Linked DNA regions of Mus musculus: all the other regions are linked to region 3. The links are chromatin loops, found by intact Hi-C in ENCODE. Cell type or tissue: heart. All regions are shown on one strand.

Region 1 (8,000 bases), 170 kb after region 3:
CTTAGGAGGCAAAGGCTGAGGGTCTGGAGTTCAGGGACACACACCCTCAGCTGTGCAGCCAGAGTTGTATGAGACCTTGACTCAGAAAGAACAAACACAGGAATAAGTGTTGTGTACTCACCTAGAAATATGTAAAACATCTGTCAGATTGAAGGATTTAAAAAAACCAAAGACTGTACATCTCTCATTCCTGCCACCTCCTGGCTCAGAGCCTGAAGGTAAATATTCTGGACAGATAATCGGCCGCAATTGCTTCCAGAGCCCTGTTTGTTGACCTATCTAGCTATGGACTAAGTGGTAAATGCCAGGTGCAGGCCTCTGCTGACCACCGGTTGCTAGGACACCTGCGACTGAGATGAACTGATGGGGCCCTAACGGAGGCCCTGGGGCTAATATGGCTTTGAAACCCACTTTCCTGGCTCTATGTCAATTATAGGGTTTGAACAGCTTTGGAAACCTCGTGAGAACTTTGCCCCAACCTACCCACAAAGCTCTGTTCCCATACCAGGCAGAGCTGTAGACTTCTGTTCCCGTTACCCACCTGCTGAGAGAGATTTTCTGGTGCAGCAAGAACCCACGTTCATAGGGCCAAGGCAAGCCAGCCTCGAACCACTCGCGACAGCGTAGCACTGGCGAGATGCAGGCGGCGCCAGTCACATAGCTGGAGGAGCCACACTCCCCCAAGTAGGACAGCAGCAGCGCGGACCCTGAACCCTCGCTCACCGCGAACAGGGGGGCCGCCGGGTGTCGGAAGCGAATGTAAGTCACCGCCTCCTTGAGGTCGGACGGGTCCCCGAAAGGCTGTAGTCTGGGGCTGACTAGCGGGCAACCGTGGTGGCCGCGGCGATGGAAGATGACCGGGTAGTAGCCGCGCTCCAGGGCGAGCAGGCAGAGCCCCAGTACATTGCGAGTGAGGCGTCCCCATGCATTGGGGATTACCAACAGCACTGGAGGGAGGCTCCCAGGGTTGGTGACCCGGCGGCCCCTGGCACAAGGTCCTATGACCCAATCCAGAGCCACCAGCCCATCATCTGCCAGCTGCAGGTACTCACGGGCTAGCTCAGGCCCGGGCCCGACTGGCAGGATGAAGTGGCAGAAGGTTTGCAGGTGGGGTCCCGACAGCCAGGAGCGGGGGCTGGGTTCCAGCGCCGCCGAGCGTCGCAGAGCGCGCAGCAGGCACTGGGCCAGCGCCGACGGCTTGCAAATGAGGCTGCAGCCTCCGGGGAGCGCTTCGCGCCGGTCGCTGAACTGATCCGCGGGGCCTCCGCTCGCCACCTCCTGCTCCTCGTGGTCCCGGACTGAGGTTCGCGCTCCGACAGCGCGCTTCCAGGGTCGCAGGAGGAGCAAGGCGAGCGCCGCCAGTAGCAGCGCTAGAGCGGCCGCCCACGGAGGCATGGCCTGGCAGGACAGTCCCCGGAGGGAGGCACTGGGCTGCGGGGAGCGGAGCTGTCCTCTCGTCGGGCTCCTCGTTCTGTCCGCGCGGCTCCGCCCGGCCGCCCGTGGCTGTCAAGAGTCCTCCCAAGCAGGAGGGCGCGCGCGCTCCGGATTGGTCGTGGTCAGGAGGAGACAGCCAGTTCGGGTCGAGCTCCCCTCGCCCGCCCCCCCACTCCCGCCCCCAGCCCTTTGTACAGCGATTGCGACAAGCTGGAGCAGAGGGTGAAAGAGAGCCGGGCCACAAAGCGGGAGCGAGGACCTGAGGGCCAACCAGAGAGAGCGGAACAAGGAGTGCTAGGAAAGGATTGGGGAGGGGGTGAGGCTGGAGGCCTGGGTGAACGGGAGGTGCCTGCTTCTACCCTTGCCCTCAATGAAGTCTGGCTCCAGGGGAGACCCTGGGTCACTGCACCCTCAGGATCCGCTATTGAGGAGTAGCAAAAAAGCAAGAAGGGAGCAAAGCGCTGATCCCTCGCTGGCTTCACTTTCCCCACTCGCTGCTGCCTTTGCAGCTAGAGACGTGTTATCTCTCTCTCCTTCGCCTGGCCCTGCCGCCCAGCCAGGACCAGCAACTGGGCGATAACTCAGTAGGGCTGGGACTCTGCACCTGGCCAGAGGCAGACTGAAGCATCTGACCCTGACCACGAGTTTGAGGGAGGTGGCTGTCGTTTCTCTGGAGGGCATCCGGGCACTAGCCGGTAGACACTTGTGGCCTTCCCAGCCCACCCCCAAGGACGCTTTCCAAGAGTTAGGCGTCTCCACTACTTATCAAGAAGGACTGTAGGAAAGGAAAGAGGCTCGAGTCTGGCCGAATATGTTGAGGGAGAGGATTAAGGGATGCTTAGCCCCGCGGTGGGGCTTTGGTAGAGAGAAGTGTGGTTCTTTAGGTCAGATCAACATCTGGTCATTTCTGCAGGGGTGGGTGAAATAAGTCCGGGCACATGGGAGAGGCCTGAAATAACTATTTTTTGATGTATTTCAAACCTAAAAAGATTTGTTTAGGGGTGTGTGTATGTGTGTGTGTCTAGGTCAGAGGACAATCTGTGGGAATCAGGTCCCTCCTTCAATCACTTAGGTCCACAGATTAAACTCTGGTCGTCAGGCTGGCGGCCAGCACCGTTTCCCACTGAGCCATCTCGCAGGCCTGTTTCAAACTTTTGATTGGGCGTCAATCCTTAGCTGGATTTCCTTTGCAGCGCTCCCTTGCAAGGGAGGCCGAGCTGAGCACTGTAGCTCCTCGGACCAGTGTTTCCTTGGGCAAAGGAGAGCGGGAATCAAGAAAGCTCTGGCTTCTTAAGGCTTCTGGGCCTAAGACCCTCCCAAAACAGCTCGGGGCTCAGTTCTTATTATTAGCGAGAGCAGGACTGGAGCAACGTGAAGGTGAAGCGCTAGAGCCGGGACCTTCTCTCTGGGACAGCTAGGATTTCATAATTCCGTGTTGAGCGGGTTTGCCAAAAGAGCACACAAGTCTCCACCTGGGTCACCCGGTCCTTAAGGATCTCACTTCCTGCCCTTTGCGGGGTTCCAAGATTCTACTCAGGCGATACAGTTGCGCTCTGATGGTCGCACAAACGCTCCGGGACGCATCTCGGCCGAGGGAGGTGGTTCCATGGGCTTGGAGACCAGGAGATCCTTGGCGACTAACTTTTCCGGCTTTGGGTTCAGGACGCGTGCGCCGGCCTGGAGGCGGGCAGGGGCGGGCCTGGCGGTAGGCGGGGCGGGGCGGGGGCGGGCCTGGCGGTAGGCGAGGCGGGGCGGGGCGGGGGCGGGCCTGGCGGTAGGGGGGGCGGGGCACGAGGCCGGGCGAGGAGGGAGCAAGGCAGTGCGCGAGCCGCGGTCTACGTGGGCGCGCGAGCGGCGCGGGGTCGCGGGCGCGCGCGAGCGAGTGGCGCTGCAGCTAGTTGGTTGGCGGGACTGCTGGCCCAGCTGAAATGGTTCATCCTCCTCCACCTCCGCCCCGGTTGCTTCTGGTAGCCCTGGTGGGGCTCCTGAGCCTTCGCGAGGTAAGGCGACCGGCTCCGGGTAAGGTCTTGGCCGGGGGAATCTCAAAGCGCTTTGCTTCAACTTTGTCCTGGAAAGAGTGGCGCGCGCGAGGGGATTCGGAGGCCCCTCCATCCGTCCGCGCCTCTACTCCTAGAACCGAAAGGGCGGGGCCCTCGCAGAGGCCAACGCCCAGCTCTTCGCCTTGGACCCACAGGTGGTGGCTGAGCCGGCGGAGGAGGCAGGAACCCCTTGTCCTGAAGGCCTGTGGCCTGTGCCTCCACAGGTAGGAACCCTGTAGGGCCGAGGACGAGAAGGGTTTGAACGGCCTCGCTGCACCCTCGGTGGTCGCCCGATTGGGACATCTGTGGTTTCTCCTGCCCTCAGTCTCCAGCGTCTTCATCTCAGCCCAGGGCTTGGGGCTGGTTGTCCCCTTCTTCACACCCAACACGAAGTCCCCAGCTGCTCTCTTCTTTTCTCATGTGTAGGTGTTACCAAGAGTGACTTACACACAGGTGAGCCAAGGACAGGTAAGTACAACCAGTAGCCCATCTTGGGAGCCTTCCCTGGAGGCAGACTGTGCCTCGCAGGTTACCTCTATCTATCTTGGCTCTCAGTCCATTCCTTACCACTTTGTGTAGAAAGAGGTGAGGCTTCCACTTGCCAGTCCCAGGGCAGATGGGTAGTGTGGGGTCAGGGGTTCTGTTGAGTAGCTAGATGCATGGCAAGTAACTCCAAGTTACTCTGAAGGTAGCAAAAACAACCTATATCCCAATGCTGGTGTGATTTGGATTCTCTTGTCTTTCTTGGCTCTGATTTTCTTCTGCAAGAGATGGCATTCTGTCCCTTCAGCTTTGAGAAGTGAGTGAATAGTGCTTGGATTGCAAAACACTATATCATGTTAGCAATGTGTGCTTTAATGTGTTGTAAACAGTTCAATTTTTAATGAATGCTCTTTTTAAAAATTGTTTATATTTATTTTATGGGTATGAATTTTGCCTGTGGGGTATTTTTTGTTGTTGTTGTTTTTAACTTTGGTTAGTTTTGGTTTTTTGATTTTTTTTTTTAAGATAGCACTTCTTCATGTAGCATTGACTGTCTTGGAACTCACTCTACATACACTACAGTAGACCTGGCTGGCCTTGAACTCACAGACATCCACTTGCCTTTGCCTCCAGAGTACTGGGATTAAAACCCTGTGCCACTGCCTGAGGCCTGTGTGTTTGTATATTCAGAAGAGATGGATCTGGAGATATAGGTTGTGAGCTGTCATTTGAGTACTGGGAACTGAGCCTCTGGAAGAGGAGCAAAAGCTCTTAACCACTGAGCTGTGTCTCCAGCCCTCCACCTCTCTCTGACACAGGGTCTCATGTAGCCCAAACTGGTTTCAACCTTCTTCTATAGCCAAGAATGGTCTTATTTATTTTATTTTATTTTTACTGTGTTCCTTTTTTTTTTTTTAAGATTTATTTATCATTATATGTAAGTACACTGTAGTGTATGTAAGACACTCCAGAAGAGGGTGTCAGATCTCATTACCACCATGTGGTTGCTGGGATTGAGCTCTTAACCGCTGAGCCATCTCTCCAGCCCCCTCCAAGAATGGCCTTAAAGCTCTGATCTTCCTGCCCGTTGAAGGGCTAGGATTACAGCAGGTACACCACCGGACGTGGCTGTCTCTTTGTTGCATGTAATCCTTCTGTTTAAGTTATTTCATTGTTCAGAATCCATCTGACTTTATGACTTATTTATTTTTAGTTATGTTTACAATCCACCTGTTATGGCTGATTTCCCCTGTCTGACTTAAGACTTGCATTATCTTCATCTGATTTCTTGATTCGTTTTTCTCCAGCATCACAGGCCCTCACCACACATGTGAATCCAGGCTCATTTCCTCTGAGATACCTACCTTCTTTTCTCTGGTTTCTTTTCTTTTCTTTTCTTTTCTTTTCTTTTTAAAGATTTACTTATTTATTATATGTAAGTACACTGTAGTTGTCTTCAGACACACCAGAAGAGGGTGTCAGATCTCATTACGGATGGTTGTGAGCCACCATGTGGTTGCTGGGATTTGAACTCGGGACCTTTGGAAGAGCAGTCAGTGCTCTTAACCGCTGAGCCATCTCACCAGCCCTCTGGTTTATTTTCTACTCCCAGCCTATCAGGATCTGAAACCCACAGCTTCACACCCTGGCCCAGCAGAAGTCACAGCATCCCTTTCCCTCATACTTTGTCTGCCTTTATCCCATCCTCTTACCGTTAACTGAGCTGTCTGGACATGGTGGCGTAGACTTTTATACTCTGAGCTACTCGGGAGGCTGAGGCAGGAGGCATAAATATGAACTCAAGGCCAGCCTGGACAATGTTGTGAGACTGACTAAAACTTAAGGGGGGAAAAGTGAAACGACAGTTGAGGATCGAGCTTGCTGGTAGAGTGTTTGTGTGGGTTCAGATCCCTAGAACTTCCACCTCCACTCCCCAGATCTCCCCAGCCCATCTCTCTTTCTCTCTTCTCTCTCTCTCACTCACTCACACACACACACACACACACACACACACACACACACACACACACCCCGGTTTGAGTTGTATCAGTTTTTTACTTCCCTGAATTTCTCTCCCCCTACTCCATGGCCGTTAGAGGTGGGCTCACCTAGCCTAAGCTAGCCTGGTATTTACTGTGTACCCTGGTCTGGCCTTGAACTTTCAATCTTTTGTTCCAAATGGCTGGGATCCCAGGTGTACATGATCACACCTAGCTTTCCTTGAGTCTCTTATACATTTCCTCAAGGCCTGGGAGTTCTCTTTTGGTGTCTTTTATAGCACCCAGCACAGGTCAACTCAGAATAATGTCCGACGAAATGCTCCTACCCTGGGATCGTGCAGTCAAGTGTGTCTGGACACTCCTGGGAGAGCGCGAGGATTAGATGGAGAAGTAGAAGACTTGGTCTTTATCTGAGGGCCAGGGCTGGGACTTGTAGAGCCATTGATGCATACACAGTCCGAGATACAGCGGAAGCCTCCTCATTCTCACTGGGCTGGAGATACAGCTCAGTGGTTAAGAGCTTCCGCTGCTCTTCCAGCGTCTGTTCCCAGTACTCACGTGACAGCTCACAACCTATACCTCCAGATGCAGGGGTCTGAGGGCCAGGGACACGGGTCAGTGCGATCCCCAGCACCGTGTGTGGGGGCTAGGGAGCATGTCTGGAGTCTAATGGGGTTACAGCCATGTGGTCTTGCCCAGAGGTGCATCTTTGGGGGGGGGGGGTGTGCACTTGATGGAGAAGAGAAGTGAATTAGAAAGGATTACATCTCAGTACTCAAGACCCTTTGCCTTTTCCTGGAAGTGGATGGGCACTTTCTGGTAACCTCCTTATCCTGGCACCTAGGATAGGAAACGCTGTGATTCTCTGGGAGGGTGCTGGGCCTGGCTTGATATCTCTGCCTTTCCTCCAGGCTGAGGGTATCGCCTTCTTCTACCACCCCTGTGCCCACCCCTGGCTGAAGCTCCAGCTTGCACTCTTGGCCCACCTGTATGTGGCTAAGCCCACGCTCATTCCTGACTTCAGTCTCACGTGGGACCGGGTAAGTGGTTAGTGAAAGATGTGCTAAAAGAAAAAGAAATTAAAAATGTCAAAACAAAACAAACCCAAAACAAACAACAAAAAACCTGGGCTTGGTGGCTACCATCTTTAATCAAGTACTCTAGAGGCAAAAGCAGGCAGATTTCTGAGCTTGAGGCCATCCTGGTCTACATATTGAATTCTAGAACAGTGAGAACCTGTCTCTTCCTCTTCCCCCCACCCCCAAACTAGGGTGTTGTGCTACGGAAGAGCGAGGCACTATGGGCAGAGGAAGGAAAACTCAGGGTCTTCTTCCATCTTAGCTCTACGTCACCTTCTTTCATAGCCCTTGGTGCTGACAGCATGGGGGACTGCACTGGAGCTGGCATGGATAGAGCCAGCCTGGGTTGCCCACTGGCTGAAGAGGCAGCGGCGGCGGAAGCAGAGAAAGAGTGTGTGGTTTCTCTCTGACAATCTTTTTGGGCCCACTCCCACGATGCCAGCCTCCAGAAGAGGGAAGCTGTGTGGGAGACGGTGTGTACAGGTGAGGGGTGCTGGGACCAGGCTTGCTGGCAAGAATATTGGGTTAATAGAGAGTAGGGGCTGAGTCCTTTTCTATTCTCCTTAGGCCCCGACTCTGGCCTTTGCTCTACGGAGCTGGCGACCTCCTGGTGCACAGGTGACATCTAGAGGATCCGGGCGGTCCTCGATCAGTGTTGTGAAGAGAAGGGGTCTCCGGGCTGCCCTTGGTCTCCAATCCACGCCCCCAGGCCTGAGGGTTTCCTTGGCCTCTTCACAGAGCCTGAAGGCCCAGCAGTTGACTTTGGGAACCTCATCTGTGGCCCCGGTCTCCTTAACGACTGGGGGACCTGGAGGCAATGGTAGGTCCAGGACAGAGGCTCAGATGCCCAGTGGGCAAGGCAACCATGGAGGTTGTGCCTGTCCGGGTCAGGTTTCCCCAGCTCCTCGGGCCGCAGGGCCTCCCCGGGTAGCCCGAGGGCCCACTCCACGTACTGAAGAGGCGGC
Region 2 (8,000 bases), 77 kb after region 3:
TTAGGGTGTTCTGAAGTCTCTGGCCTCTACAGGGATCCTTACTCACATGCATACACCCACCACCACAGACCCACCCCACCCACCCCACCCCACCCACCACCACCACAGACCCACCCCACCCCACCCCACCCCACCCACCACCATCACAGACCCACCCCACCCCACCCCACCCCACCCCACCCACCACCATCACAGACCCACCCCACCCCACCCCACCCCACCCCACCCACCACCATCACAGACCCACCCCACCCCACCCCACCCCATCCCACCCACCACCACCACAGACCCACCCCACCCACCTTCACTGACCCACCCTCACTCCCCCTCCACCATCACCCCCACCCTACCTACCATCACACACACACACACACACACACACACACACACACACATACCCAGCCACACCCATCTACCTACACCCACTCAATTGAAGAATAAAAAGAACAACACTTGAGAGACAGAGGTGGGAGAATCTCAGTAAGCTTGGGGTCAACCTGGTATACATTTTGAGCTCCAGGATATCCAGGGGTACACAGAGAGACCTTGACTCAAAAACAGATAAATAATAAGTACATATAAATCAGTCAATTAACCAAACAATCCTTCAACATAGTTTTATAAATAGCATCCACACAACATTCTTCCCCGCCCCCCACCCCCAGACAGGGTTTCTCTGTGTAGCCCTGGCTGTCCTGGAACTCACTTTGTAGACCAGGCTGGCCTCGAACTCAGAAATCTGCCTGCCTCTGCCTCCCAAGTGCTGGGATTAAAGGCGTGAGCCACCACCGCCCAACACAACATTCTGACAAAGATAAGAGTATCTTAAATACAATCAAGTCTTTAGATTTAACTGCTAATTTCCAGGAAATTTGCGCTTTGAAGCAAATGTGAATGATATCATGAGGATATAGTTAAGTCCAGAACGTAGACAAATTCTTTAGAATATTCTCTCCCTCCCTCTTTCCTTCCCTCTCTCCCTCCCTCCCTCCCTCCATCCCTCTCTGCCTGCCTGTCTTTCTGAGACAGGTTCCCACATTAGCTCAGGCTGTCCTTGAACTTGAAGCAATCCTCCTGCCTCAGCCTCCTGAGTGCTGGGACTGAGTATGAGCTATGGCTCCCGGCATTGTGATCTCATTTCTTCAGCAAGTAAATGTCAAACAAACAATGGAAAAGACAAAAAGACAAACTAAGCAGGCAGAAGTGTCAGGGAACTTTCTGTACAAGAAAAGAAGAAGAAGGTGAAGCTTTTATTAATCAAGTGTCAAGTGAGTCATGTTCAGATCCCAATTTAGATAAATGAACTGTCAAAGATATTTTGGAAATTATTGAGATAGGTGACCATGGATCAAATATTAAAGCTATTAAAATTTTAGACAAACTGTATAAAGATGTTGTAACAAAGCCAGAGAGTGGTGGCACAGGTCTTTAATCCCAGCACTTGGGAGTCAGAGGCAGTGAGGTCTCTAAGTTCAAGGCCAGCCTGTTCTACAGAATGAGTTCTAGGACAGCCAGGGCTACATAGACAAAACAAACAAACAAACAAACAAACAAGAAAAAAAGAAAAGACAAAGAAAGAATGGTAAATAGAAAACAGATAAATAAATTAGATGTTCTGAGATGCCTGGGAGCCTATAATACTAAAACGCCTGGGCTGCAAGAGAACTCCTTTCATGTAAATGAACAAAAAAGATTGCAAATAGATAAAGTCAGATGACAGGCACAGAGATTACTATTCTATAATAATTCTCCTGTTTCTGTTTGAAGTTTCCCATAAAAATACTATGGGAGGGTTCGAATCTCTTTCTAGTCTTATATATGAAACAACCAGGAGGCAGGGAACAGTGCGTGTGCGTGTGTGTGTGTGTGTGTGTGTGTGTGTGTGTGTCCTGGTGTTGGAACTCAGATTTTCCATATGATGAGCAAATGTATTACTATAGCTCCAGGCTGTGGGAAAAAACTCTTATGGTGACAGACCAAAGTTAGAGATACACATATTTTAAGTGTTAGGTGGAGGAGGAGGGGCCCTGTTTGGAAAGGAAGATAGAAAGAAAACTGCTTTTTTTTGAGGGGCTTTGAAAAGGCAAGGAGGGATAGTTTCAAGAAGGAAGTGTCAGCTATGTCAAATGTCGTAGATTACAGGAAGAAAAGGATTAAATGTTTTCACCAGATAGAGCAACCAGGGTCAATATGATCAGGTTTCAGTAGCCAAGGTTGGCCTGGAACTCAATCCTCCTGCCTCAGCCTCCCAAGTGGTAAGATTACAGTCATGTGTTACCACCCAGCTAATCCACAATTCTGTATATGTATGCACATGTGTTTGGAAGCTTGTACTTACGGATGCTTGATGCTAAACATCCCCACTGGGAGACCAGGCTGGCCTTGAACTCACAGATGTCTACCTGCCTCTGCCTCTCTATTGCTGGGTCTGAAGGTATGAGGCACCATGCCTGGCAGCTCTCCATTTTAAAAGAAAATATGTATTTTTAGTATGTGGGTGTATGATGTGTGTATGTAGGCATGAACATTGCAATGCAGAGATATGGAGATCAGAGGAGAACTTTGTGGAATCAGGAACTTTACCTGAGTTCCTGGGACTGAACTCAGATGGGCAGGTTTTCAAGGCAAGACCTTTTACCCACTGAGTCATCTTGGTAACCCTTCACTTTATTTTTTGAAACAAAGTCTCTTAAGACTGGAATTTGAGCCGGGCGTGGTGGCACACGCCTTTAATCCCAGCACTTGGGAGGCAGAGGCAGGTGGATTTCTGAGTTCGAGGCCAGCCTGGTCTACAAAGTGAAAGACTGGAATTTGCCCTATCTAGCTGCTGTGAGTCCCTGTCCTCCTAGCTCTACCTCCCCAGTGTGCGGATTATAGGTGCACACCATGTGGGTGCTGGGGATTCGAACTGACCTCCTTCCACAGCACTTTAGCAGCTGAGTCATCCCCTAGCCCCAGCATGTTTTCTTAAATGACTGTAGTCATGGGCATTGGCTTTTTTTTTTTTTTTTTTGGTATGTTTGCTTGATTTTGAGATTGAGTTTTATATAACCCCAGATTGGCTCAAATTCCTTATACCAGGATAACCTTCACTTTGAACTGTTGATTCTCCTGCATCCACAACAAACAACAAAATACTGGGAGAGGTACATAGGACACCACACTAGGAACACACACACTTTGTGTCTGTATGAATGTGTTTGTATGTATATATATATTTGGTTCTTTTTTGAGACAGGGTCTCTCTATGGAGCCATGGCTGTCCTGAAACTTGCCTTGTAGATCAGGCTGGCTTCCAACTTACAGAGATCCTCCTGTCTCTGCTTCCTGAGTACTAGAACTAAAATTGTGCATCACCATACTCCGCTAAAAGAGGTGGGTTTTTTTGTTTGTTTTTTTGTTTTGTTTTTTTTTTTTTTTGTTTTGTTTTGAGACAGGGTTTCTCTGTATAGCCCAGGCTGTCCTGGAACTCACTTTGTAGACCAGGCTGGCCTCGAACTCAGAAATCCACCTGCCTCTGCCTCCTGAGTGCTGGGATTAAAGGCGTTCGCCACCATACCTAGCTGAGTTTTCTGGCTTTTTTTTTTGTTGTTGTTGTTTTGTTTTTTTTTTCTTTTTGTTTTTTTTTTTTAATTTTTTTTTCATTTTTTCTCTCTTCTTTTTTTCTTTTTTCTTCTTTGAGTTTTCTGTTTTTTAAAAAGATTTTAATTAACGTGTGTGTGTGTGTGTGTGTGTTGGTTTTGAGTTGTCTTACACGGGTGCTGGAAAACTGTCCTCTGCAAGACCAAGCAGAACTTGCTCTTAATTTCTGAACCCCCTCTTGCGCTCTTGCTCTCTCTCTGTCAATATCTAGAGAGGTTGTTAAAGTATAGCTCAAGCTGGCCTCTATCTAACTCAGGCTCATGATTTCCTGCCTCAGCCTCTTGTGTTGGGTGGGATTACAGAATACAGGTGTGACCCATCACTACCAGGTCACTTGTTAGATCCTCAATAACAATTACAGTCTGTTCTAGCTAAAGTCCTAGACTAGATCGGGGGTGACTGAAGATGGTGTGTGTGTATGTGTTTTAAAAAACTGTTTCTAAACCCACGCTAAGATTTACCTCTTTCCTACATAGACTACTTTACTTTGTTGCTTTTAGACTGGGTTTCACTGTGTAACCCTGACTAACCCAGAATGTACTAGGTAGACCAGGCTGGCCTAGAACTCGGATCTACCTGCCTCTGCTTCCTGATTACTGGCCAACTTGCTTCTTTTATACTGAAAAAGATCTTTTACTCTAAGTCTACAAAGCCCTTTGAAGTTCTTTTTCTTCCATCACAAATATGGCTTATATGAAAGTCTTTAACTGCCGTTCCCAAACTAACCATCAGTACCGCACAAACGCAGGTACATAGTGATTATGCTGCGAAGTTTATCCCTGAGTCCCACGAGGAGTCCAACTAAGGTGTGTGTAGGAATGAGATGTTCTCCACTTTGGAGCAAAGTTTCAGTTTGGCAGTATTAGTGGGAGGCTGCTGTTCTGGAGGTGGGAAGAGGGAAGGACTGCGCGGAGCTCTTCTCCCCAGGATTTCCGGGACTGACTAGCACGCACCTGACGCCCGCGTAGCGAAGGCGAGCTGAGGGTGGGACTGGACCAAGCCTAGCACTCCGGGCCACTCGGGCCACTCGGGCCACTCCGCCCAGCTTTAAGTATTCGCGCACTCCCGAGAGGACGCCCGCGCGCCCGCGCCCGCGCGCGCATACTGTCCTGTCTCGCGCAGGGTCGGGCCTGTCAGGCAAGAACTCTCGCGAGATCTGAGGCTGAGATGTCTGTCGGGAGGAGGGGAGTGGTGTCGGGAAGGGGGGGGGGAGAGAACCTGGGCAGCGGCCGAGCTCTGTGGCTTCAGGGCTTGGAAGGAGAGAGGGAGGGTGGCGAAGAGAGTGAGCCGGTGCCGCCGCCCGCTTGAGGAGAGAGGAGGGGTCCCACTCGCCTTGCGCCCTTCGCGGGCTGAGAGCGCGGAGCAGTCGCGAACCTCCCAGGCCTCTCGGCCCCCGGGGACCCCGCCCCGCGGCCCGACGGCCCGCGGCCTCTCTTCTCTTTGTGAGCGCCCCCTTCCCAGGGGTGGTAGTGGTGGCGGAGGGGTGCGCGTGGGCCCGCCCGCCAAGGGGCCGCGGCGGGGGACCGACAGGGCCTCGGCTGGGAGGACCGGAGGCGGCCGAGGCCCCGGTCCGGTTCCCCCGAGGCGGCGGCGGCGGCGACTCCCGGCACTTCCCCCGCGCCATCTTAACTGAGCCGGAGCGTTAAGGGCGCCTCCTCGACCCCGGTCGTCCCCTCGTCCCCCCCTCCCTCCCCCCGGCCCCTTGTCGTAGAGCCTGGGCTGGGTGGCTGGGGGGGGGGCGGCGGTCTGTCGCCGGGCCCCCTCCTCCTCACTCCTCGCTCTCCAGCGCTGCGGCCACCGGAGCGCTCCAGGGGTCTGCGCCCGTCTGCTCTGCCCCAGACCTGCCGGCGAAGGGGTAAGGGCACCTCTGCTTTGGGAAAGGAAGACATGGAGGGGGCGGGGAGATTGTGCCCACTCAGGCCTCTCCGGGTGAAAGAAGAGATCGGGGATAGAGTGGGGGAGGGAGACAGGGAGGGTCTGTGAATCTGTGGGTGGGGTGAAGAAACTGGTGAGCTGGGCGCCCTCCTGTTTTGAGGGGCCAGAGCAATTGCATTCCTTTTTCCTAAGGGTCACCGGAAGAGGTGGTGGAAGGGGATGTTTCTAAGAAGGTGTGGCTCTAGTTAGGGAGATTTGAGTTGACGTGCACCCCGATTTAAAGGCGCGAGGTCCCTTTCTGGTCTCTGCTCCCGCTCCTCCTCCTTTGTAGCGTCTGTATTCTTGGGAATGGAGAATGCTCTGGACAGCCAACTGGATGATTTCCACTCCTCCCCAAGGAAGTCTGTACCTTTCTAATGTAAGGGGTGATGGAAGCATCCCCCCCCCCCATCTTCTAGTCTACTGCAGTGCTGCAGGAGTACAAGTCAGTTTCTTCGTACACATACCCATGCATACACAGAAGTGGGGGTGGGGGGCTGGAGCAATGGCGCTTCCCTTGGAGAGCTTAGTTTTTTTTTCCCTTTGCTTTTTAAATCGATGACAGTACTGTTCGGATATTCCCCTGAGATATGTCCATGGGAAGTATGTCCGCTCTTGTTACTGTTGGGATATGGCCTCGTGTTAGAACAGTTTTGATGTCTCTCTTACTCTGTTTTGAGAGAGGGGAGAATTCCTGGATGAACTGTTAAAGGGTCCCCTTTGGCTTTTGTAGTTCTTTGAGAATTATTAGAAATTATTACATTGAAACTCATATAATCAGACGTTTGCCTCGGGCTGTGACTTTTTAAGGTTAATAATATTTTGCATGACATTGATACAGAAAGTCTCTGAAAATTGTTACAAACTTTCATGTAGCAGATATTCCTTCTTAAGGAAATGTAAGGTGATGCACCCAATTCTGTTATGATCTGTGTTCTGTACTCATTTTTTTCTTTTTTGCTTCATGTCATCCTAATTTTAAAAGAAACCATCTTGTCTTGGCAGTAGTACTTGTTGATTTTTGTGGTTAGTAGAAGCAGAAATAACAGTTTTAGCATTCTGGTAAGTGCCTTTTGAAACAAAAACTTAGCCTTCAAGTCCTGAAGAAGTCTTGATATATACTTTTTACTTTTTCTCTCATCTTTAGCAGACTCTTGAAGTATAATCCTCCCGGATTTATAGGTAGGGACTCTGTATTCATACTGCCTTGAACTTAGCAGTTCTGCCTCTCACCCTCTTTTGTGCTGGAATTACAGGTGAAGTCTCCACACCTGGGTCCATTTTTTTTTAAATTGTTTAGATTTACTAGTGAAGTGTTTTAAAACTGTTCTATATGTGAATATTAGCAGTAATAAAGATTGCTAAACTATGCTAATTATCTTGATATTTTATTAACATCAAATTTTGTGTCTAGCTTTACTTAATATGTTATTTTAAAATTATGAATACAAGTATTAAAGATATAGCAGTACTGCTAGGCATTGACTTAAGTTCTTTCTTTCTCATGTAGCCCAGGCTAGTGTAACTGTTGGTTGCTGAGGATGACTGTAAACTCCTGATAACTCTGTCTCCAACCTCCCAAGTGCTAGAATTACAGGTGTGTGCCTTCATATTCCAGTTTAAACTTTTTTTTTTTTTTTTGAAACAGCATCTCACTATACTGTGTATTCAGTGCTGAGTGAGTTCTCTGGCTGGCCTGCAACTTGGTATGTAGGCCAGGTTGGCCTCAAATTCACAAGAAATCTGCCTGTCTCTGCTGTGTGCTGGGATTAAATGTGTGGGCCACTATGCCTGTCCTAAATTCTTTTTTTTTTTTTTAATTCCATAGTATTTAGGAAAGCTGCATTATGTTTTTCTCAAAACATGGACATTTCTGCTTTATTCTTTTGAATAAATTCATTTGAATCTGTCTCTCTTTTGGGGGGGGATGGTGTTGGGGAAACAAGATCTTATGTAGTCCAGATTGTCTTCAAATACTGCATAGCTGAGGTTATCCCTGAACTGACTCTCCTGTCTCACCTCTGCGGCAGTGAGGCAGGTTCTTCTATGCAGTCTTAGCTGGCCTTGAACTTGTGGCAGTTCTGCCTCAGCCTTCTGAGTGCTGAGCTACTGTGCCCAGTTTCATTTGAACCTTTACTTCATGACATAAAGTGTATGTTGCAGAATATGTAGCTTTCTCCTCATTCAGGAAAAATTATGCTGTAATACCTATTTCTCTGCTTTATAGTTTGTTGTTGATAATAGATTCATATACTAGGATGAATCCAAACATACTGCTTAGTAAAGAGTGACTGATTTTATCTTGGAAAGATGCAAGAATGGATTTATCAATAGCTACAAAATTTAAGGACATACACAGGGTGTAGGTTAATTGCTTTACTGAGTCATATTATAACCAAGGCATCTTTATAGCTGATAGGAGCTCTTCCCTAAATATGGCAAAA
Region 3 (8,000 bases):
ACTGCTCTTCCAAAAGTCCTGAGTTCAAATCCCAGAAAACACATGGTGGCTCACAACCATCTGTAATGAGATCTGACTCCCTCTTTTGGAGTTGTCAGAAGACAACTACAGTGTTCTTACATAGAATAAATAAATAAATCTTTTTTAAAAAGTGATTTACTGGTTAAATCACAGCTTTCTACTCACTAATAAAATAGCAATTAGTTTTATCAATTGTTTTATGACCTCAAAAGACCTTTGGGAAACCCTCAATTCTAACAATAATCAAACAACAAATACTTTTCTTCTGTATGAACTTCCAGAAAAGAACACAGTTGCACAAAAACCAACTATAGACAATATTTTTTGTTTGTTTGACATAGGATTTCTGTGTACCCCTAGCCACCCTGGAACTCACTGAGTTTTGCCTGCCTCTGCCTCCCAATACTGGAATTAAAGATGTGTGCAGCCACTGCCCTGCATCAGAAACAAACATACTGCCATGTATCAAGTTCAATTCTCAACCCTTAGTAGTTAGGAAAAAATTAATTCCATATTCCCAGCATTACATTACCATTTTTCTAAAAACTGACAAAAATAGTATGTGGTTTTGTTTTCTATAACATTTTCTTTTAAAAAATGCAAAATGTTAAGCCAAGTCTAGATATGTATCCCTGAAATTTTGTCTCAAACAAAAACAAAAATTAGGGGCAGGGAGACCCAAATCAATAGATTTGCCTGGACCAAAGGCAACCAAGGAAAGAACTACTTTACCATCTACTATAAGTTAAGCAATACCTGTATCTTCTGGCTCATTAATCATAATTATATATATATATATGTGTATATATATATATATATATATATATATATATACATACATATATATATATTAAAAGGTGGGCAAGCCGGGTGTGGTGGCACATGCCTTTAATCCCAGCACTTAGGTGAGGCAGAAGCAGGTGGATTTCTGAGTTCGAGGCCAGCCTGGTCTACAGAGTGAGTTCCAGGACAGCCAGGGCTATACAGAAGCCCTGTCTCTGAAAATTAAGAAAACAAACAAACAAACAAACAAAAATTCACTTAACTACATATTTGTCTCCCTATGGCCTTGACATGCACTAAGTATGATAAGTACCTTTTAAAGCTTAGATATTTAAGAAAAATGTGAAGATGGTAGTTATTACAGAAAGCAATTAAAGAATCCCTGTGTCTTTATTATTTAGGGTGCCATGAGAACTCCACTTCAAATGGACTCAGCAAAACTTGAGTCCCAAATAAATCTAGCTTTTAGATTTGACACTGCAATTACTCAACATGTTTTGTCTCCTGTGCCCTCTTCTGGATCCAGAAAACCAGTTTCTCATAGCTTTGGAAGTAATGGTTCATAAAAACTTGTTAAGTATTTCCCTAGCATTTTCTAGATTTTTTAGCACAGTACCCAACGACCAAACCACATACGGGAAAGCCGCTGAGCCCAACTGTTAATAACCTCTAAATTTCCTAAACCCAGTTCCCTCCTCATTCTTCATCCCAGGTTAAGACACATTGTGAGGAGGGCCACCTTCAATGAATGGTTCAGGGTCTGCCTTTCTATGCAGTGAGGAGCCCTGTGGGGAATACATAAACCTCATAAAAGACAAATTCTGAATCTGTGAACAATACCACTGGGCAACCTTGATACTTTCTCACCTCATGAAAAGCAAAACTAATACAGTTACATAATTCCTAAGTTTCTAGGCTGCTGTAAATCCTTACAATTAAACACTTCTGCTCTATCATCAGTCCCTACTACCCTACAAAAGAAAATCTGATATCCACTCAGCTCTGCCTTCAAAGTTATATTGTCTACAGTAAGTTTTTCACCAGTAACTTACTTGTATTACTTGAAAGACTAAGTTTAACACTTCTTTCTTCATTCCCTTTTCAGTTAAAAACAAAACAAAACAAAACAAAACGTGTGAATATATAAACTTTGATGCTTATTTTAAGTAGCTCAAGGCTCCACATTTAATGTTAAATAATACTCAGTTAGGGGATGGAAGTCGGTTTTAAAATGCACCAAAACGCCTCTTAACCACCAAAAAGGTCTTGTCCAAGGTAAAGGGCTGGTGACAACCACATGGACAAGTCACTTCCAGTTCATAGTTAAAGAAACAGGAAAGCCAAAACTGCCCGTGTTGTCCCACCCATTAGAGCATCGGATTAATCCCTCCCACAAAGTCACTACCCAGCTCAGAAGTTTAGGTGTTCGGTGGAAAACGAATGGAACAAAGTTTGAGAGGTTGTTCCCCAACCCCCCCCCATTTTTTTTTTTTTTTTTTGGGTAGGAAATGCGCTGCTATAAAGAAAAAAGGCCTAAGTGAAAAAGCCTCCGAGGCGGAGTCGTGAGCGAACCTGGCAGGAGATGAGATTCCTGTGGCAGAGAAACTCGTGACCCGGGAGCTTGGTTCCCGCTGGGTACCCCACCCGGCCTCAGGCACCGCCTCTCCCCAAAACGAATCCCCCTCGCCCCTCGCAGGCCAGCGGAACGCTACGGCCACGGCCGCCGCCCGGGCCTCCTTCCCCCTTCAAGCTCCTCTTCAAGGCCCGCTCCCCGCCCGCGCCTCCCGCCGCACCCGGGAGCGGGAAACGCGGCCGTCGGGCGCGCGGGGCCACGGTGCAGGCCGCTCCCCTCGTGGCCGCTTCCCTCCCCCACCCCAACCGCCCCCGCCCCTCACCCCAGGGACCCGCCCGGGGCCGCGCGGCCGCCACCGGGTTACACAACCCCGGCGCGGCGCGGCGCGGAGGGGGAGGGGCGGCGGGCGGCGGCCGCCCGCAGTGCGGGGGGGACCCGGAAAAGGGCCGCAGAGGGTCCCGGGGCAGCCGGGCCGGCGTGCCGTGTGGCCTTCGGCACCCTTCCCCCTCCGCTCCTCCGCCGGCCGGAGTCGGTGACAGGAATCAGCTTCCAACATGGCGGACAGGAAGCGGCCCCGCGAGGAGGAGAGAACATTCCAGCCTCGCCGGCTCCGAGGCGAGCGGGCCAGGGGCGCCGGCCTGCGGAGAAGCCCTCGCGGACAGACAACGGGGTCCGGACGCGCAAGACGGGCGTTTAGGGGTGGAAATGACCCGAGGGACGATAGGGTCCCCCACACACCCAGACGGCAAACCCCAAGGCCACAGGTGGGCTCGGGGCGGCGGGTGAGCGAGGACGCTTCCTCAACTTAGCCCTCAGCCCCGCTCGTCGCCGCCTGCAAGCGGCTCTCGCGACACCACCCGCATCAGGATGGATTCACTAGGCCTGAATTACATACACCTCGGGGGAATTTTTTATTTTATTTTTTTAGGGCGGCTGAGTTTCACCCCCTTCTTAGGGGCCCCCACATTCAGGCAACTCCAGGGCCCGCACTAGAGGGGAAAAAGAAGATGAAGGCTGGACTTCCAAGGCCGAGGGCACAGCTCTGCCTCCGGCCGGCCGGGGCGGGGACCGAGGAAGGTCACGCCGGCCTGGCTGGGCCTCTCCCATGCTAAAGGGAAGGAGAGGGCGCTGCAATCCCCACCTCGCGGCCCGGCCCGCGCCCGGGAAGAATGGAAGGGGGCATCCCCGGCCCGGCGGGACGCACACCCGGACCGGGTCCGCGCTTTTCCCATCTAGCCCCACCCCCATCGCTTCCCCCCCCTCCAATCCAGTCCCCCTTCCCCCACCGCCCTCCCTCTCAGACCTGTTTTCTTCTTCGGCGTTTCCTGGTGCTGCTGGAGGGTGTGTTTCTGCTCATGTTTCAGCGGCTTGGGCTGGGCCTTGGGGCTGCCCTCGGCTCCATGCTGCAGGTATTGGTGAGGCTGCTGGTGATGGTGGTGGTGGTGGTGGTTGTGGCTGTGGTTGTAGAAATAATAATGGTGGTGGTGGTGCGACTGCTGCTGCTGCTGCTGCTGGGGATGATGGTGCGGATGGTGGTGGCTGTGATGGTGCTGAGGCTGTGGCTGGCCGGGCTTCTCCTCCATTGAAAGCGGCTGGGACTCCCTGGCTGAGGCTGCGGGCTGCTGCACCGTCAGGATCTGAGACTGCTTCTCCGCGCTCGCTCGGTATATCTGAGCGCGTCTCGCCAGCGCACTGGTTAAGCGAGAGGATCTGCGAGATTGGCAGCCGTGCTCCAGCAATGAGGAGCCACGCTGCGCGTCAAGCCCCGCCCCTAGCTCAAATCCTCTTCCCTTCCCCTTCGCCACCGCCGCCTGGCCAACGCCACTTACCCTATGCAACCTCACAGGGCCGGGCCTTCAACGTCAGCATTATGGCTCTCTCTTCTATCGCTTTCTCTCCTTCACCACGCAGTTAGCGAACAGCACTTTCTACACTCCTCACACCGAGCAAGCTGATGTCGAGTGTAGCAGATTCCACTGACGATTCTACTGGCGCTAGGAGCCATCTGTTGGTTTTGCACCTCCTAGAATGTGTTGGGTTGTGAGTGTGTGTGTGTGTGTGTGTGTGTGTGTGTGTTTAATTCTTTTCCGGGTAGCCAGAGAGGAAAGCTCAATTTCCTTAACCCTTAAACCACGAAGGGGGCAATTCAAAAAAGAGGAAATAAATACATTTTTAAGAATACAAGAGCTTCACAACTCGATAGATCGTTTTCGTATTCTGGATTCATTTTGCTTTGTATTCATATGCTAATCTCTTCCTTTCCACGGAGGGATTATAGGGTTCCACAATAGGGTATCTGTGTAATTTTCTAAAAGGGGACAAAGGGCTTAAATCATTGTTTCTTTGTAGTTGAAAGCAAGAGAGAGGGAGGAATGAAAAAAATCTACACTGAAGTTTTTTGGGTGTTTTTGTTGTTTTTTTAATCAAACACTGCAGGTGAGGTCAACTATGGAACCAAAATAGATTTTAGACTAAGACTTTCAAAAGTGAAATAAAGGAGAAAGGAACCCTTTAAAAGTTCTTAAGGTTTGGGTTTTTAAAACATTTTTGTATTAAATTTAAGGAAAACATTGAAATGTAAAGGTGTATTTGCAATTTATGCTGTTAATTTAACCTGTTATGATAGGAAGAAGGTTGTGATAAGCACAGACACGGGGTACCCTCGAAATATATATTTGGGGGACTTGGCTAGGAGTTTTGTTTGTTTTGGACTGGTTTGTTTTTGAAACAGACTATGTAAACCTGATTGGCTTGGAACTACCTAAGTAGAAGTGTCTGGCCAACTAAGAGATTCCCCCTGTTTCTGCCTCATGAATGCTGGGATTAAAGTCCTACACACACCAGCATACCCCAGCCAATGTGCTATTGCTATTACATGAATAATTGCTTTAAAATTCATTAAATTAGATATACATTTGTCTATGTATTATAAGGGATTTTTTTTTTTTTTGGTACAGCCCTGGCTGTCCTGGAACTCACTCCTGTAGACCAGGCTGGCCTCTGCCTTCCAAGTGCTGGGATTAAAGGCATGCCCCACCATCACTGCCCTCCCCCCAAGGGAAAATTTAAATGTAAAGTTTACCATCTTACTTTGTATTTGTTTTGTTGTTTTGTCTTTGTTTGTTTGTTTGTTTGTTTGTTTTTGATCTTCCTCTGTATCTCTGACTGGCCTGTTATTCACTATGTAGCCCAGGCTAGCTTCAAATTGTTTCAGTCCCCCTCACAAATACTGTCATTGCAGGCACTAGAACCTATATCTCTTGAAACCCCATACCTTTTCAATGATAAAGCCCTTAAGGCTGGAGGAATAGGTCAGCTGTTAAAAGCAGCGTTTTCTGCTCTTGCAAAGGACCAGAGTTCAATGCTGAGCACTCACACAGCAGCAGCATGATCATCCATAGCTCTAGTTCTGGGGGCCCAACTTCCCTTCTGAAGTCCAAGGGCACCAGACACACACGTGGTACACATAATTAGGTGTATTTTGTATGTGTGATTTTTTTTTTTATCCCCATGTGTATATGTTCACCATGTGTATGCCTGGTGCCTGCTAAAGTCAGAAGAGCTTTGTCAGGTCCCTTACATGTGGCATTAAGAATGGTTGTGATCCCAGTACTCGGGAGGCAGAGGCAGGCTGATTTCTGAGTTGGAGGCCAGCCTGGTCTACAGAGTGAGTTCCAGGACAGCCAGGGCTACACAGAGAAACCCTGCCTCAAAAAGCAAAGACAAACAAACAAACAAAAAGAATGGTTAGGATCACTGTGTGGGGCTGGGAACTAAACTTGAGTCTTCTGCAAGAGCAACAAGAAGTCTCAGCCACTGAGTCATCTCTTCAGCCCTGTTTTAATTATTCATTTCTGTTTGCTTAGCATTTATTGTTTTGGTTTTTTGTTTTGTTTTGTTTTGTTTTGTCAGAGTCTCTTATAGCATAGACTAACATCCAACTCACTTTCAGTCAAGGATGAGCTTGAACTTTCGATCCTTCTACCTCCCACATGTTGGTATTTCAAGTGTGTGCTACCATAATGTCTTTAAGATGTATTCATATTACGTTACATGAATAAAAAGGTCTTTCCTTTTTTTATGACTAAATATTTCATGGTGAGTAAGTATGCTTTGGGAAGGTATATATACAACATTTTTTGTTATGAATTTATTTGATAATAGGTATGTATTTTATAGCTTTTACAGTGTGACTGGAAAAGTAGAGATGGCAGTTGTCGATGAGTTTGTGGCCAGCCTAGTCTATGTAGCTGAGGTAAGGCTAGCCAGGGCTGCCTAATAAGACTCATTAAATTAAACAAGTGTTCTTTGACTCTGTGTGTGTGTGTGTGTGTGTGTGTGTGTGTGTGTGCAGTGCCCTTAGAGACCAGACAAGTAGGATACCCTAGAACTAGAGTTATTGATAGCTGTGATCTACTCTTATTGAGAACTAAACTCAGATCATCTACCAGAGCAGACAGTGCTCTTAAATACTGAGCCATCAGGGCTGGAGAAATGGCTCAGTGGCTGAGAGCACTGACTGCTCTTTCAGAGGTCCTGAGTTCAATTTCCAGCAACCACGTGGTAGCTAGTATCTGTTTTTTTCTTCCCTTTTCTCTCTTCCTTTCTCTTCTTTCTGCCTTTCTTTCTTTCTTTCTTTCTTTCTTTCTTTCTTTCTTTCTTTCTTTCTTTCTTCCTTCCTTCCTTCCTTCCTTCCTTCCTTCCTTCCTTCCTTCCTTCCTTTTTGTTGGGGAGTAGAGGAGTGGTTTTTGGCTTTTTGTTTGTTGAGACAGGGTTTCTCTGTGTAGCTCTAGATATCCTGGAACTCACTATGTAGACCAGCCTGGCCTTGAGCTCAGAAATCAGCCTGCCTCTGCCTTCAAAGGAATGCGCCACTACTGTAGGGTGATATTTTTCAGTATGTAATATTTGAAGATATAATATAAATATTTTTTCTTTTTATAAAAATAGTGGGGTTGGAGAGATGGCTCAGCAGTTAAGAGGACTGACTGCTCTTCCAGAGGTCCTGAGTTCAATTCCCAGCAACCACATGGTGGCTTACAATCATCTGTGATAGGATCCAATGCCCTCTTCTGGTGTGTGTCTCAAGACAGCTGTGGTGTACTCATATAAAATAAACAAACAAACAAATAATCTTTTTAAAAAATGTGTGTCTTATGGGTGTTTTGTGTGCATGTCTGGGTACCACATGTGTGTCTGGTGCCTCAGAGACCATAGGAAATGATCAGATACTTTAGAACTGGAGTTATAGATTTTTGTGAACTACTAGGTGGATGCAGGAATAGAATCCCTGGCACTTTACAAGAAACCATTCTCTCAACCACTGATCCATCTCTCCAGGCCCAGAATATTTTTTTTTTTTCTTAATGAGAGCCATCTTAAACCTGAATCCTTCCCTATTAAAATGTTACTAACATTTTGAGATTTGACTTAGCAGTATAACCTCAGGTCCTACATGGCCTTTTATGGTCTTCATCCCAGCACTATGAAGGCTGAGACAAGATGATGAGTACAACGTTGAGGACAGCCTGGGTTACATAATGAGTTACAGGCCAGCCAAGGCTACAGAGTGAGACCCTGTCCCAAAGGATGGGGAAAAAATATGAAAGCAAAAAAACAAAAA

The links. Hi-C counts contacts between places; a loop is a spot of excess contacts. Peaks named below come from ENCODE experiments on the same cell type or tissue, not always from the same donor. Only the 100,000 strongest peaks of a DNase experiment are listed, where the experiment ranks them.
Region 1: it touches region 3 in a loop (2.3-fold over the local background); 2 of 42 quality-filtered maps call a loop at or near these places.
Region 2: it touches region 3 in a loop (5-fold over the local background); 2 of 42 quality-filtered maps call a loop at or near these places.

What each region holds. Positions count from the first base shown.
Region 1 is chr11:77,508,594-77,516,593 of GRCm38, reverse strand. Trp53i13 (transformation related protein 53 inducible protein 13) reads left to right here and starts at 3,321. Exons shown (of 7, transcript NM_001024920.1): 1 at 3,321-3,434; 2 at 3,629-3,697; 3 at 3,900-3,941; 4 at 6,868-6,996; 5 at 7,321-7,518; 6 at 7,603-8,000. The coding sequence starts at 3,363. It overlaps Abhd15 (abhydrolase domain containing 15), which reads right to left and starts at 1,477. Exons shown (of 2, transcript NM_026185.4): 1 at 542-1,477. The coding sequence starts at 1,395. In heart, CTCF peaks have their summits at 1,373 and 3,333; DNase peaks (open chromatin) are centred at 793, 1,553, 3,013, 3,313 and 2 weaker places; H3K4me3 peaks cover 4,863 bases; H3K27ac peaks cover 3,837 bases; H3K27me3 peaks cover 657 bases.
Region 2 is chr11:77,604,705-77,612,704 of GRCm38, reverse strand. It overlaps Taok1 (TAO kinase 1), which reads left to right and starts at 4,890. Exons shown (of 21, transcript NM_001364134.1): 1 at 4,890-5,497. In heart, no CTCF peak of the experiment used is centred here; DNase peaks (open chromatin) are centred at 4,774 and 5,614; H3K4me3 peaks cover 2,796 bases; H3K27ac peaks cover 2,137 bases.
Region 3 is chr11:77,682,188-77,690,187 of GRCm38, reverse strand. It overlaps Nufip2 (nuclear fragile X mental retardation protein interacting protein 2), which reads right to left and starts at 4,049. Exons shown (of 4, transcript NM_001024205.2): 1 at 3,681-4,049. The coding sequence starts at 3,960. In heart, a CTCF peak has its summit at 4,202; DNase peaks (open chromatin) are centred at 2,467, 2,687, 2,797 and 4,117; H3K4me3 peaks cover 3,515 bases; H3K27ac peaks cover 2,825 bases.